Linked DNA regions of Homo sapiens: regions 1 and 2 are each linked to region 3. A link is a loop called in an ENCODE intact Hi-C map of the cell type or tissue named here. Cell type or tissue: gastrocnemius medialis. All regions are shown on one strand. Region 1 overlaps SIPA1L2 (signal induced proliferation associated 1 like 2). Region 2 has its middle 25 kb from the start of LINC01744. Region 3 has its middle 6.2 kb from the start of SIPA1L2.

What was found. Hi-C counts contacts between places; a loop is a spot of excess contacts. Peaks named below come from ENCODE experiments on the same cell type or tissue, not always from the same donor. Only the 100,000 strongest peaks of a DNase experiment are listed, where the experiment ranks them.
Region 1: a loop joins it to region 3, with 2.3 times the contacts of the local background. A loop is called at or near these places in 29 of 110 quality-filtered maps.
Region 2: a loop joins it to region 3, with 3 times the contacts of the local background. A loop is called at or near these places in 3 of 110 quality-filtered maps.

Annotation. Positions count from the first base shown.
Region 1 is chr1:232,551,991-232,555,990 of GRCh38, forward strand. The region is part of intron 2 of SIPA1L2 (signal induced proliferation associated 1 like 2); the gene reads right to left. Among named protein-coding and RNA genes, the nearest start is that of SIPA1L2, 76 kb to the right of the region's middle. RefSeq lists enhancers at 1-203, 3,893-4,000 and a silencer at 3,293-3,587. In gastrocnemius medialis, no CTCF peak of the experiment used is centred here; a DNase peak (open chromatin) is centred at 1,591.
Region 2 is chr1:232,765,794-232,769,793 of GRCh38, forward strand. No RefSeq gene overlaps it. Among named protein-coding and RNA genes, the nearest start is that of LINC01744, 25 kb to the left of the region's middle. In gastrocnemius medialis, no CTCF peak of the experiment used is centred here; DNase peaks (open chromatin) are centred at 638, 1,738 and 2,088; H3K27ac peaks cover 2,609 bases.
Region 3 is chr1:232,634,353-232,638,352 of GRCh38, forward strand. No RefSeq gene overlaps it. Among named protein-coding and RNA genes, the nearest start is that of SIPA1L2, 6.2 kb to the left of the region's middle. In gastrocnemius medialis, a CTCF peak has its summit at 1,595 (motif pointing right); no DNase peak of the experiment used is centred here.

The sequences.
Region 1 (4,000 bases), 82 kb before region 3:
CCCCACGCCTGGCTAATTTTTGTATTTTTAGTAGAGACAGGGTTTCACCATGTTGGCCAGGCTGGTCTCGAATTCCTGACCTCAGGCGATCCACCCACCTCGGCCTCCCAAAGTGCTGGGATTACAGGCGTGAGCCACCACACCCGGCTGAGAATAGTAAGTTTTTAAGCCAGAGAGGGTTAGATTTATATCAAATATTTAGTGTCCAGTGCCTCACAAAGAGCAACCGGTGATTAAATATCACCTTTTATTAATACTGATAACAATATGCTTATATACTGCCTTTACCTGGCATTACAGAATTTTCTTAATTCTTAGGTAAAAGGTTGAAATCAGGAGATTGGTAGCTCTCACTGACTTATGGAACTGGTAACTTGCCTGACACAGACTAAGTAATTAGTAAATATTCGTTTTCTGCTTGTTTCTTTTTCAGAGAAAGGGTTGGCTGGAGCACAGTGGTGCAATCATAGCTGAGGCTCAAGGGATCCTTCTGCCTCAGCCTCCCAAGCAGCTAGGACTACAGGCATATGCCATCACATCGGGTTAATTTTGTATTTTTTGTAGAGCTGGGGTCTTGCTCTGTTGCCCAGGTTGGTCTTGAACTCCTGGGCTCAAGTGATCCTTCCACCTCAGCCTTCCAAAATGTTGGGATTATGGGCATGAACCACCACACACAGCCAATAAGTATCTGTTGAATCAAAGAATGCTTAAGTGAATGGATTATATCTAGCAAATATAGTATAAGAGAAAGAAATAACATTCATGAAATAAAAAAGCAGATTCCTGTATTTTAACACCATAAAATGGCCACTACAATTGAAACAGAAGACTTCCCTGACCCCCTTCACTGAATGTACAACGGGGGGTGGCACCCCTTATGGAGGGGGAGCATGCACACAGGCAGGTGCAGGAACCAGGGGGAGATCTTTTGGGCTCCAGCCACACAGCTGCATCTAGGGGTGGGTGCCTGCGACTCCCAAAGCCCCAGTGGGCATGCTTTTAGCTCTGCCATCTGCAGACGGCCTAAGTGTTAACCAGCTCAGTGCCCTCTTGGTACTCGGGTTCTTGTCTGGAGTCCAGGAAGCATCAGGTCACACACAGACTTGAAGGATGGTGAATTCAGGGGTTTTACCGAGTGGTGGAGGTGGCTCTCAGCAGGATGGATGAGGAGCTGGAGAGGAGGTAGAGTGGGAGGATCATCTTCCCCTGGAGTTTGGCCATCCAGTGGCTGATCTCCTCCCCAACTGTCCCTAGTCGAACTTCTCTGGATATTCAGATGCTCCTCCTCGTCTCTCCTTCTCTGCTGCACTGTTCTGCTGCCCTTCTCTCTTCTGTTCATCTGCCCGTCTGCTCATGGAGCCTGGGGTTTGGGGTTTATATGGGTACAGGACGGGGGGGCGTAGTGGGCCAAAAGACAACATTTGGGCATGAAAACGGGAATGCCTGTTCCCACTTAGGGCCGTGGATTTCCAGGCTTGGGGGTGGGGCCTTTGTTGGAGAACTGCCCTCTTCTACCCAGTATTTCCCTGTTTCCTGTCTCTTGTCCATATCACTATGTGACACGTTGTCTCTGGCCTCAGCTACACGTGGAAAGTGGCCAGGCTGCCAGGAGGCAAGGAGCCAGCACAGGATTTAGATAGAGGAGTTAGCTGCTCGACTGTCTCCTATATTTATACTCTTACCCCTGAGCGTCCATTTAATGTTTTCTTCTCCTTATAAAATACATGTCTAAATCCTCTTCTACCATAAAACTCATTTTAAAAATTGGTCTTTTCTGTAATTTGTGAATATTTATCTCCATTATCAGACAAATTCCAAGAGTACAAACACATATTTATATTCATTACAGAGGTGAGCCATCTGTAAGTGATCAACAAAAACTTTCTCATAAAGAACATAAAAGCCATCAACACAATGAAAATTCTGATAACCCATGTTCATTCTTTCATTTAAGCATTAAGAAGTTACCAAGCAGCAAGGCCCCATGGTAGGCAATGAGAAATACCTAAGGCATGAGCCCTGACTCCATCCAGGACATTTATAAACTACTGCAGGAGGCAAGATTAACATACAAATCTGTCCACAACACTGGTTTCAATCTCTAAAAAGTTATTTTTTCCACCAGAGTAACTATTAAGAATCAAAATGGATACATTTGGTTTTAAATTTCTATCTTCATCTCCTGTCTGTCTCTCTCAGAGATAAATGTTAACAAGCACTAGAATTATTTAAATGCAGTCATCAGAGCAAACCAGAAGAGAAGGACAAATGGAGAACAATCTATAGGAGAGACATAGCAGATCAGTGGCTGGACAGTCTGAAACTTCAATAACAGGACACAATACAAAGAAGAAGGGCTCCTACAGGAAAGGATATGGTGAAGTGGCTGTGCTAAAAGAAGGGATTATGAAATAAAATATTTACATTTAAAGTCCTAGTTTTAACAAACTTACTTTATCCAGCCTCTCAAATTCCAAAGCCTTCAACAGGAAAAGTCTTTCCACAATGCTACCCTAAAAATAGTTCCCTTTAGTCTTTCTCAGGATACCATGTAGATTTCCCTTCAGTTTGCTTTTGCAACAACACTGGTGTCACGAAGAATGAAACGACGACTTATTTTAACTAGAGAGCAATATTTATGTTATGCACACATATCTTGACACTGTCACACACGTGCTGATGTTTTCTTTCTAGAAATGGGATCTGCATCAGCCGTGTTTGGTGTGTGCCCTGGCCTTGCAGCTGTTGTGCTGGCAAGTTGGGTGTTGTTCCCAGGCATTCCACGGAGTTTCTTGGTTTAATTTTATCTAACAGGCTAAAAGGGGTACAATTATTTTTTATCAAAATAACAATAAGGAAATAACTTCCAACAATGAATTTCTAAGTGAAAGAATCTGCACATCATACATTTGTGTCTGTAATTAGCAAAATTAAATGTCCCTTTCTCTCCGTGAAGTATTTAGCTTGCTTCCTTACAATAACTGTCCATGGAATAAAAGCAAATAAACAAGAAATTGAGTTTACAAACTTATGGACATTAATTATTCAATTTTGGCAGATGCTTTTACTTTAAAATCAGTTACAATACAAACATGTGAAAAACTTCTAGGTTCTAAATCACATCACTAATCTCAGCAGTTCTGAGAAAACAAGTGACTCTTCTTTCGAACAAATGAAACCACCCAAACATTATTTATCTTTCAGCTGCACTACTCCCATGCCCAAAATTAAACAGAGAAAAGTTTTCAGACTCAACAATTCACCTCCACCGGTAATCTGAAGCCAGAGTGGGAGAGCAGGTATTTGTGGAGCCAAGTCTGAATGTAATTCTATTTACAATGCCATGCTTTGCCCCCCTAAAGCCAACCTGGAGCAGCATAACCCCACCCTGATCTTTATCACCTCCAGCTGGAGTGAGGAGTCAGGTTCCCCAAGGTGTACTTCTAACCAGAATTCCCCAAGACAGACTAACCAAATGCCTAATTAACAGAGAGAAGAACCTCCAGTTGCTCCACCATATATAGGCTCTCACTGAAGTATCACCAAGTCTAAGACAAAGCAGACAGCTGATAAACAATCCACTTTCTTCAGCCCCCTCTAAGGAAGCCTCAACAGCCAAATGTAATCTAATAATTAGCATATGTAAGAGTAAAGGTCCAGACCATGACATCAGCTTCACAGAAAAATCAGCAGATTCAAAAAAGATCCACGGAGCCTATGCAGTCTTTGGAAATTCTAAATAAATGAAAGGATGAAAGGACAGAACAGCAGGGGATAGAGAACTCTACATTCTAGGTCCTAGAAAGCACAATACAACATTTCTAAACAAAACTATTCTGCAAATTCTCTATTACAGAAAAAAATCTATCCATCACAAAGGTATTAGCTCACAAGGGTATTAACTGAAAAGTTGCTTCCCTAGCAACCTCCACATTGCAACAATGTCCTTGAATAGCATTTTGCAGAGACGGCAAGCCATAGTTAACCCAGAAGACTGTCA
Region 2 (4,000 bases), 130 kb after region 3:
GGGGAAACTACATTCTGAACATAGGAAATGGTGAAATTCACACCAAAAATTACGTTATAATAAAAACTAATCTAGGCGGGGCCCAATGGCTCACGCTTGTAATCCCAGTACTTTGGGAGACTGAGGCAGGAGGATCACTTGAGACCAGGAGTTTGAGACCAGCCTAGGCAATATAGCGAGATCCTATCTCTACAAAAAAAAAAAAAAAAAAAAAAAAAATGAATGGAAAAGGAATCTTGTTCTCATGAAGCACGGTTTTGGAAAACAAGAAGTGAGGACTGATGGGGTCAGAGGAGTGTCTAACGTGGAAGGGCGGGTATCGGCTCCAGCCATCCCCTTAAAATTCCTTTTTAAATTATCGTTTTCCCCCTCTCCCTTTCTCTTTGTAAGGTTTTATTCTGTCTTCTTGCCCATGACAAGTTCTTTTCTACTTACTGCTTAATGTGAAGTGGTCTGAAGATGAGTCTGTGTTGGAGTAGACGTGGAGAAAAACACTCCTTGTTTGGGAGGTTTAATCATTTACCCGATGTGCTACTGATATTTTAAAATGTCATGCTCTTCTGGTTACAGTTTCCAATCTGGGGCCTGCAATGCGGTGTGACCCAAATCAGCCGTCTCCAGTGTGGTGACACATCACCTCGACATGGGGCAGGAGGCAGGTGGCTATGTCTGGGCACCCAGCTGGGTGATTCCTCCAGACGTGCTCTCCCTGTCTTCCCCTCTGGCCCTCAGCAGGAAGCCAGGGTCTATTTGAGCTGTTGCTGCAGCAGCCATGTGCATACTTTGCCCAAGAGAAAAAAAAAAATCCTTGCTCTTAAACTTAGATAAATTATTCTAACAAGAGAACACAAAACAGCTTCTTGGCAGGTGAGGACCCTGTTTGCGTGAGATCATGTATTTTTCCTTTTGCTTTTCTCCAACAGTTTACTTAAAGGGCACCCACAAATAGAATGTCACAGTCCTGGGAAATTGTTTCACCAGTATTTCACTGAGTACTTGGGAACTGAGAAAGTACAAATGAATCAAACACAGTCCAGACCACAGCGTCAATAAGCAAATTATCTAAAAGAGGAGTTACAAATGCTAATTCTAAAGTCAGATAGAAAGTTCAGACAGAGAGATCCTGGAGTTCAAGAGAAGGAGCAGTGACTTGTAACTTGGAGAGTTCAAGAAGAGGTGGGAAGAGGTGGCCATTTTGAGGGTTCTGGAAGGCCAGTCCTATTTGTGTTTGTCAACTTGGGCAAGATGTCAGAGGGTCTGGGCAGAGGAGCAAGAAGAGAACAGAAAGGAAAGACCCAACATCTTATTGGGTCCAGAGGGTTTTCATTTCTTCTATCAGTAACACAGGTCCTAAATGGCAAAAAACAGTGACCACAGCTCATTTTCTGCAATATAGGCATCACTTTTGCTTTTTCCTGACACATGTAATGAAGTTTGAATCTATTTTTCCTTCCAAAAAGCTCTAAAAAGTTTTCATACGTGTATTGTAAGGAGATTTAGTGAAATTAGTTTTTTTGAGACGGCTTGTTGCTTTGCTCAGCTCCCTGTACTGTTGTAAAGTGCCAACGCATAACCAGGCAGCAATAACAGTTACCAAGAGCATTCCCTCCACAGCAATGTGGCCAGATGGCACTGAGTGATCAGGCACAGCCCGAGGGGCAAGAGGGGCAAGGTTTTGGCATCTGCTTCTTTGTAAAGGTAGATCTGCCGGGAGCACTTGGTGCCGGCCTACAGGAAGTAAGAACTCTGCACCACCAACCCCAGGCACACCTCTGAGTCATAAGTCTTGGAAGACTTCTGAAAGTCATAAGTCATTAGAATTATGCAACAGGCTTTGGGACAAATGAGACGTTGGAGAGAGCTATTCTAAAATCTGAAAGAAAAAAGCTAGTTTTAAGAAAAAAATCACAAATGATAGTTACATCTTTGAATATTGTATTTTTAGGAAAATGCATACCCCATTTGAGAAGGTTAGCGACCTTGGCCTAAAGCGTTGTTTATGTTAGACATGAGGAGTTGACTGAAATGTGCTCTCATAAGCATTTCTAGCACCATATTTACAACGTTGGCCCACAGCCAGAATAAGACGTGATCTTCCTATTGGACTGGGTTCATAGGAGCGTTTGTTCCTTAAATAACTCTAGTCTAGGCTGGGTGTGGTAGCTCACGCCTGTAATCTCAGCACTTTGGGAGGCCCAGGCAGACAGATCACCTGAGGCCAGGAGTTCGAGACCAGCCGGGCCAACATGGCTAAACCCCATCTCTACTGAAAATACAAAAATTAGCCGGGCAAAGTGGTGGGCATCTGTAATCCCAGTAGTCCCTGTAATCTCAGGAGGCTGAGGCAGGAGAATCACTTGAACCCGGGAGGCGGAGGTTGCAGTGAGCTGAGATCGCACCACTGCACTCCAGCCTGGGCGACAGAGGGAGACTCCGTTTCAAACAAACAAACAAACAAACAAACAAACACCCTCTAGTCTAGCAGAAGCCCATAATATGTTATTAGTTCTTCAACTCCATCAGTGCTTGGATCCACATATCTTCCAGGATCCTTCCCTCTTGAGTTTGATTCTGGCTGAACTTTCTCAACAAAAGAAGCCACGGAAAAAGAGGCAATGTTTCAATAACTGCCATTTGTTAAGCAAACTTTGTTCCCAGTTGTAATTATTCTGCTTCAAAATAGCATAACAGCACAGGGTGAGAAAGTCATCCACAAAATTGTTTTCTCCATCCTCCTGCTTGATGGACAATTGTACTCTCTCTAAAAAAAAAAAGAACTTATTTAAAATTGCATTTTGCTATTGCTCGAGCCAAGAATGTCTTCCTAACACTTAGCCTATTTTTTTGTGTGGTGGTCAATTCCATAATTCCTTTTCTACACTTAGATGTGAAGGGAGACTCACCACCAATATAATATATCTGTAAAGCTGAAGTGAGCAGCATCTGGAAGCCAGCACATCTATATCTGTTCCAGAGTCAGAGAATCTATCCCTCAGCTACCACCTCATGGTATACAGATGGTCACAAAGGGCAGAGGTCTCTACGTGATCTGAACTTTGTCAGCCCTTCCAGCCTCAGCTCCTACTGTAGCTTCTTATCCCCGCCATGCCCTGACAATGCCAGCCAGCACTCTTGAGGCTCTCAGAAGGCACAGGGTGTGTCCAGCTTCCATGCCTTTGCTTGTGCTCTTCTCTCCATTCACTGTGGGAGCACTTACATACTGCTGGACACACAAAGCATGCAGCTCAAGAGCATGTGAATGAATTTGCACAAATCCATTATTGGGTGTGGTATGCCAACTCTCACCAAATGTCAAGTAAATAATATATATTACAGGTTTCATTGTCAATAATATTTCTTGTGGAAATTATTACATATCTTAATATTTTCTACTGTAGATTAAGTATGGCAAAGACTTTCAACTTTTCTGCTAAGAATTAAATTTTAATTTCTTTAGTCACCTCTTGCCTCTCATCTGATCTATCTTTAAATAGATCCATCCAGGTTATGGTTCAATTCTTCTGACCAACACCTTTAGGAGACTATCCGATGCTTAACACTATAGTGTTAAGATACTTTATATTTTCTGAAACACAGATCAGGTTGAACAAGGATTTTGTATATCTTTTTTTGTACATAAGAGGCAGTCTAAATTATACTGTCTAGATGCTATTAGGATTTCTTGAACATTATAAGAATTTGGGGACCACAGTATAATATCGTAATTGGAAATAGGACTGGCCTGGAAATTCTGAGACATATGGTTTCCCTGCCATGTTTCTGAATCTTACTGCTATATTTTCTTTTGTTTTGTTTTGTTTTTAATCTCACCACCTACCACAGAAAGAGGATGTTTTTTCAATGTACATGGCTACATAAGACGTTTCAAAATCATACTTACAATGTTTCATTTAATAAATATCTAGAAACAAAGCAAGTTTTTTTAGTAGATTCCATACTACTCCAATTCTCTTCTTAGTGGATGAAAATAGTCTCAAGA
Region 3 (4,000 bases):
TGCCCTTTGGCCAAGCACAGGCTTATTCACTTGTGTAACAAACACTTACATGGCACTTCATCCATGTCAGGTTCTGTTTTCCTCTTAGAAGGGAAGTCCTCACAGACAGACAAGCACATGGGTGCTGCTTCAACTTTTCTTTTCTTTCTTTTTTTTTTTTTTTTAAAGGAAACCTCTTACAACAGAAACATGTTTGAATATGGTCTTGTGAGGTAAATTAAGAAATACAAAGTTCTGCTGCAATTTTAAAAGAAATGGTTCAGCTGCAGCTCAGAAAGCTGGGTTACTGGCTTTAGTGTACTACCAGTCATGATAAAAAACAAAGCACATGTTTATCTTAAAATGAAAACCACTAGAATAACATAAAACCAATAGGACAACATAAATGATGTGCTAAGTACCCTATACTGTCCATAATAGCCTTAGAAGAAACCCATCTAATATAAAAGTCTCAGTTCTGTGGATATCTACGGAGGCCTACTCTGTGTTCAGTTCTGCTCTGGGGGATGCGGATTATTACAGATAAATAATGAGACGATCCTCAAGGAAATAAAATACTACCTAGCTGGGAGTTTCACAGAGGAAGCAATTTTCAGATTACTGCAAAGACAACACATTTAAAATGCCAACTTGAATTTAATGTTGTATAGATGTGTGACATGGAGATCTGGAATGGCCAATCCTGGATTGCGTGATTAAGGATCACTGACAAATATCCTTCAGAAGCGAAAAGTTTCTTGTGTTCTTAATCGCATGTTTCAGAAATTTAAAATCCAATGTTTGTCTTTGCTGCAATGTGTCCAATCTAATGTATCTCCAAGAATCTTCTAAGACAGGTGGGTTATTTCTTTTCTGATGATTCAAACTCTTGGCCGTAGCTATTTTACATTTTATACCCCTTGTTATCTCTTTCACTTTCTCTAGTCTCAGACCCACAGGTTAACAACTTGTACTAACTTTATCACTATGAGAGGTGTCTTCTGCCTCTTGCCTTACTTGGAAGGAAGGAGAGGGGAAGGAAGGAAAGGAAGGAAAGAAAAGAAAGAAAGAAGGAGGAAAGGAGGAAGAGATGGGGGAGAGAGAGAGGGAGGGAGGAAGGAGGGAGGAAGGAAGGAGGGAGGGAGGACAGAAGGGAGGGAAGGAAAAAGAAAAGAGAGGAAAGGAAGGAGAAGAGGAGGGAAGGAGAGGGAGAGAAGGAGAGAGGGAGGGAAGAAGAGAGGGAGGGAGGAAGGAAAACAGCTGAAGACACAGTAGGTCATCAGTGTTTGCCACTTGCTGCTGTCCTTCAAGGAGGAGACTGGAACTTTATATCCAGCACCTCACACAGAACCTGGCAAAAGACGTGGTCTTGATCGATATCTGATGAATGAATAGGGAGTGGGTGGATGGATTGCACTGAGAGAAAGTACTGTATTGATCTTTCTCTGTTCTTCCATAGCAGATTTAAAGTTTATGTCTTGATCTTCCAAATTTTATTTCTACTTGGGACAGACAGGATCCTTTAACGAGTGTTTTTGGTTCTACTTTTATGAAATAACAATAATAATGACATGTTAGTTGAATTGACCTATAGAGCATCTGCTATTCTACACCACTAGATGGCGTTTATCAATAGTAATGCTCAAAAGCACCACACATACTCTGCCGAGTAATAAATCTAAAGAAATCAGTACAGAAAAGGCATATACAGCATACACATATATGTATGTAGATTTACATTTTACATTTGATTTCTTTTTAATATTGGTTATGTATCTAGGGCTGCCTATAATTTGGCAAACCACTTCCTTTCCTAATTTTAACAGTCTTATGTAAGAACAGTTTAGGTTCTTAATTAAACTCTAAGCAGCCTCAATGTGTAAGACATTTCACAGAACCTGGTGACTACTTCCAGGTCTTTCTGCAGTGCTGATGGAAAAACACACCCCCTGGGAAAAAATAATCTAGAAAAAGTTGAAAGCAATATGGAGAAAATAAAAAAAAGCAGATAGACTGTTCTGCCTGCCTTCATCATTCGTTCATTCATTTATTCATTTAACAACTAGGGACTGGACACCCAGTATTAAATACTTTGGAGGATGTGTTTGCTGTCTCATAAAGAAAAACTGTCAGAACACTGACAGGAAAATGCTTATGATATTTAAATCCTATAAGGGGACAGATTTTTGTTTTTAAAAAATTAAGAGTTATAAGGGAGAAATAGAGATACATTTGAAATGCTCTATCAAGACTATGTAGTTTCTGCTTTCCAGGTCCCAGGTGGATTAGCAAGGCCACATTTCCTCGTTCTAACATCTGGTTGTCTGCGAAATAGCTGCACTTGAGATTTCCTGGGGAGAGACCTAAGTGGGAAGGCAATTGAGGGAGAGAGATGGGAAGGAAGGGGAGCAAAGGAGCAGTGTGAGGAGGCAATCAGAGAGAAACATGAGAAGAGTGGCCAAGGGTTAGAAAGGTAAATCCTACCCACAAAATCTGAAAATTAAATCTTTGAAACTGCTTTGATGTGGAAAGAGCAAGCTCATACTCTATTTTAAGATTGTAGGAGTAAGGAGAAAAGGACCATAAAAGGAAACTGAAACACCTTAGCTCTCCTAATTCCAGTGTTTCCAGAAATTGTAAAATTAAGTGTCAACATTGCAAAAATGAACGCTGACTACTATGAAATTGTACTTATTTCCAGAAATGCAACAAATGACTAAGTATAGAGCCTGTGGCAGACACCATTTTCATCCTAAGTAAAGAGCCTGTGGCAGACACCATTTTCATCCTAAGTAAAGAGCCTGTGGCAGGCACCATTTTCATCCTAAGAGCTTTCGGCAGACACCATTTTCATCCACCTACAAAACACAGCAACAACAAAGGCCATCAGCATGTGACACTATTGCCTACAACTAAATGACCTAAAGCCAAATCTATCAAATTTTCCCGAAGGCTGGCAACCCTTGCTAGCCATGACATTTGTGATACAGATGTCACTCTGCTAAATACTAGACCAAGAGAGTTTTCTCTTGGATTCTTCTCTTTCTCTGCCTTCCGTGATCCAACAAGAACGATTCTGGTTTCCTCCAACGATCTCTCACACCAGCGTAGCCATCCTCCTTAGGTGTTTTTGTCCTTGAGTATGGACAACTCTCCTAAATAAGCTCTTCGTTTTCTTCCCCCTGGCTTCTAACGCACAGCTTAGATCCCTCCCATGCGCAGTTCACAATAAGGCTCATGCTCCTATGAGAATATGATGCTGCCACCGATCTGACAGGAGGCAGAGCTCTGGCAGTAATGCCAGTGATGGGAAGCAGCTGTGAATACAGATGAAGCCAGCCAGCCACTCACCTCCTGCGGTGCCACTTGGTTCCTAACAGGCCACAGACCCGGGGCCGGGGACCCCTGTTCTAAACCACCGGACACACAGTCCTTTAAGCACATAGATTTCCAGTTCACAATTCTTCTGGGCTTCCCATTGCATACTGAATAACATCAAAGTTCTCCTCACCTTCGTAACATTTACACATTCCATAGACTGCCTCCAACCTTAGTTTCCTGGATGGAACTCTCAGCAGTATTGACCACTGCAGAACACTTTCTCCTTCATGGAACATTCACCTTCCTTTGCCCCATTGTGCTACCTTCTCCTGGAACCCCTCCTTCCTCTCTGACACCTCCCTGCCTCTGAAACTCCTCTTCCTACCACCTTCACATCTGATGCACCTCAGGATTTCTCCTACCCTTCACCTGTTTCCTGACAAATCTCATCTTTTCCAATGTTTACAATTACAATCCTTGTGCTGGGACCCATGAACCAATATGGACAGCCTAGGAATGTATATTCAGCTCCCAGGAACCTAAGCATGCAGATAGATCGATATAGATATAGATAGATGTAGATATAGATATAGATATGTATCAGATGTCAACACTGCAAAAATGAACTCTACTATAATAGATATAGATTATATATCAGATGTTGACATTGCAAAAATTAACTCTGACTACTATGAAATTG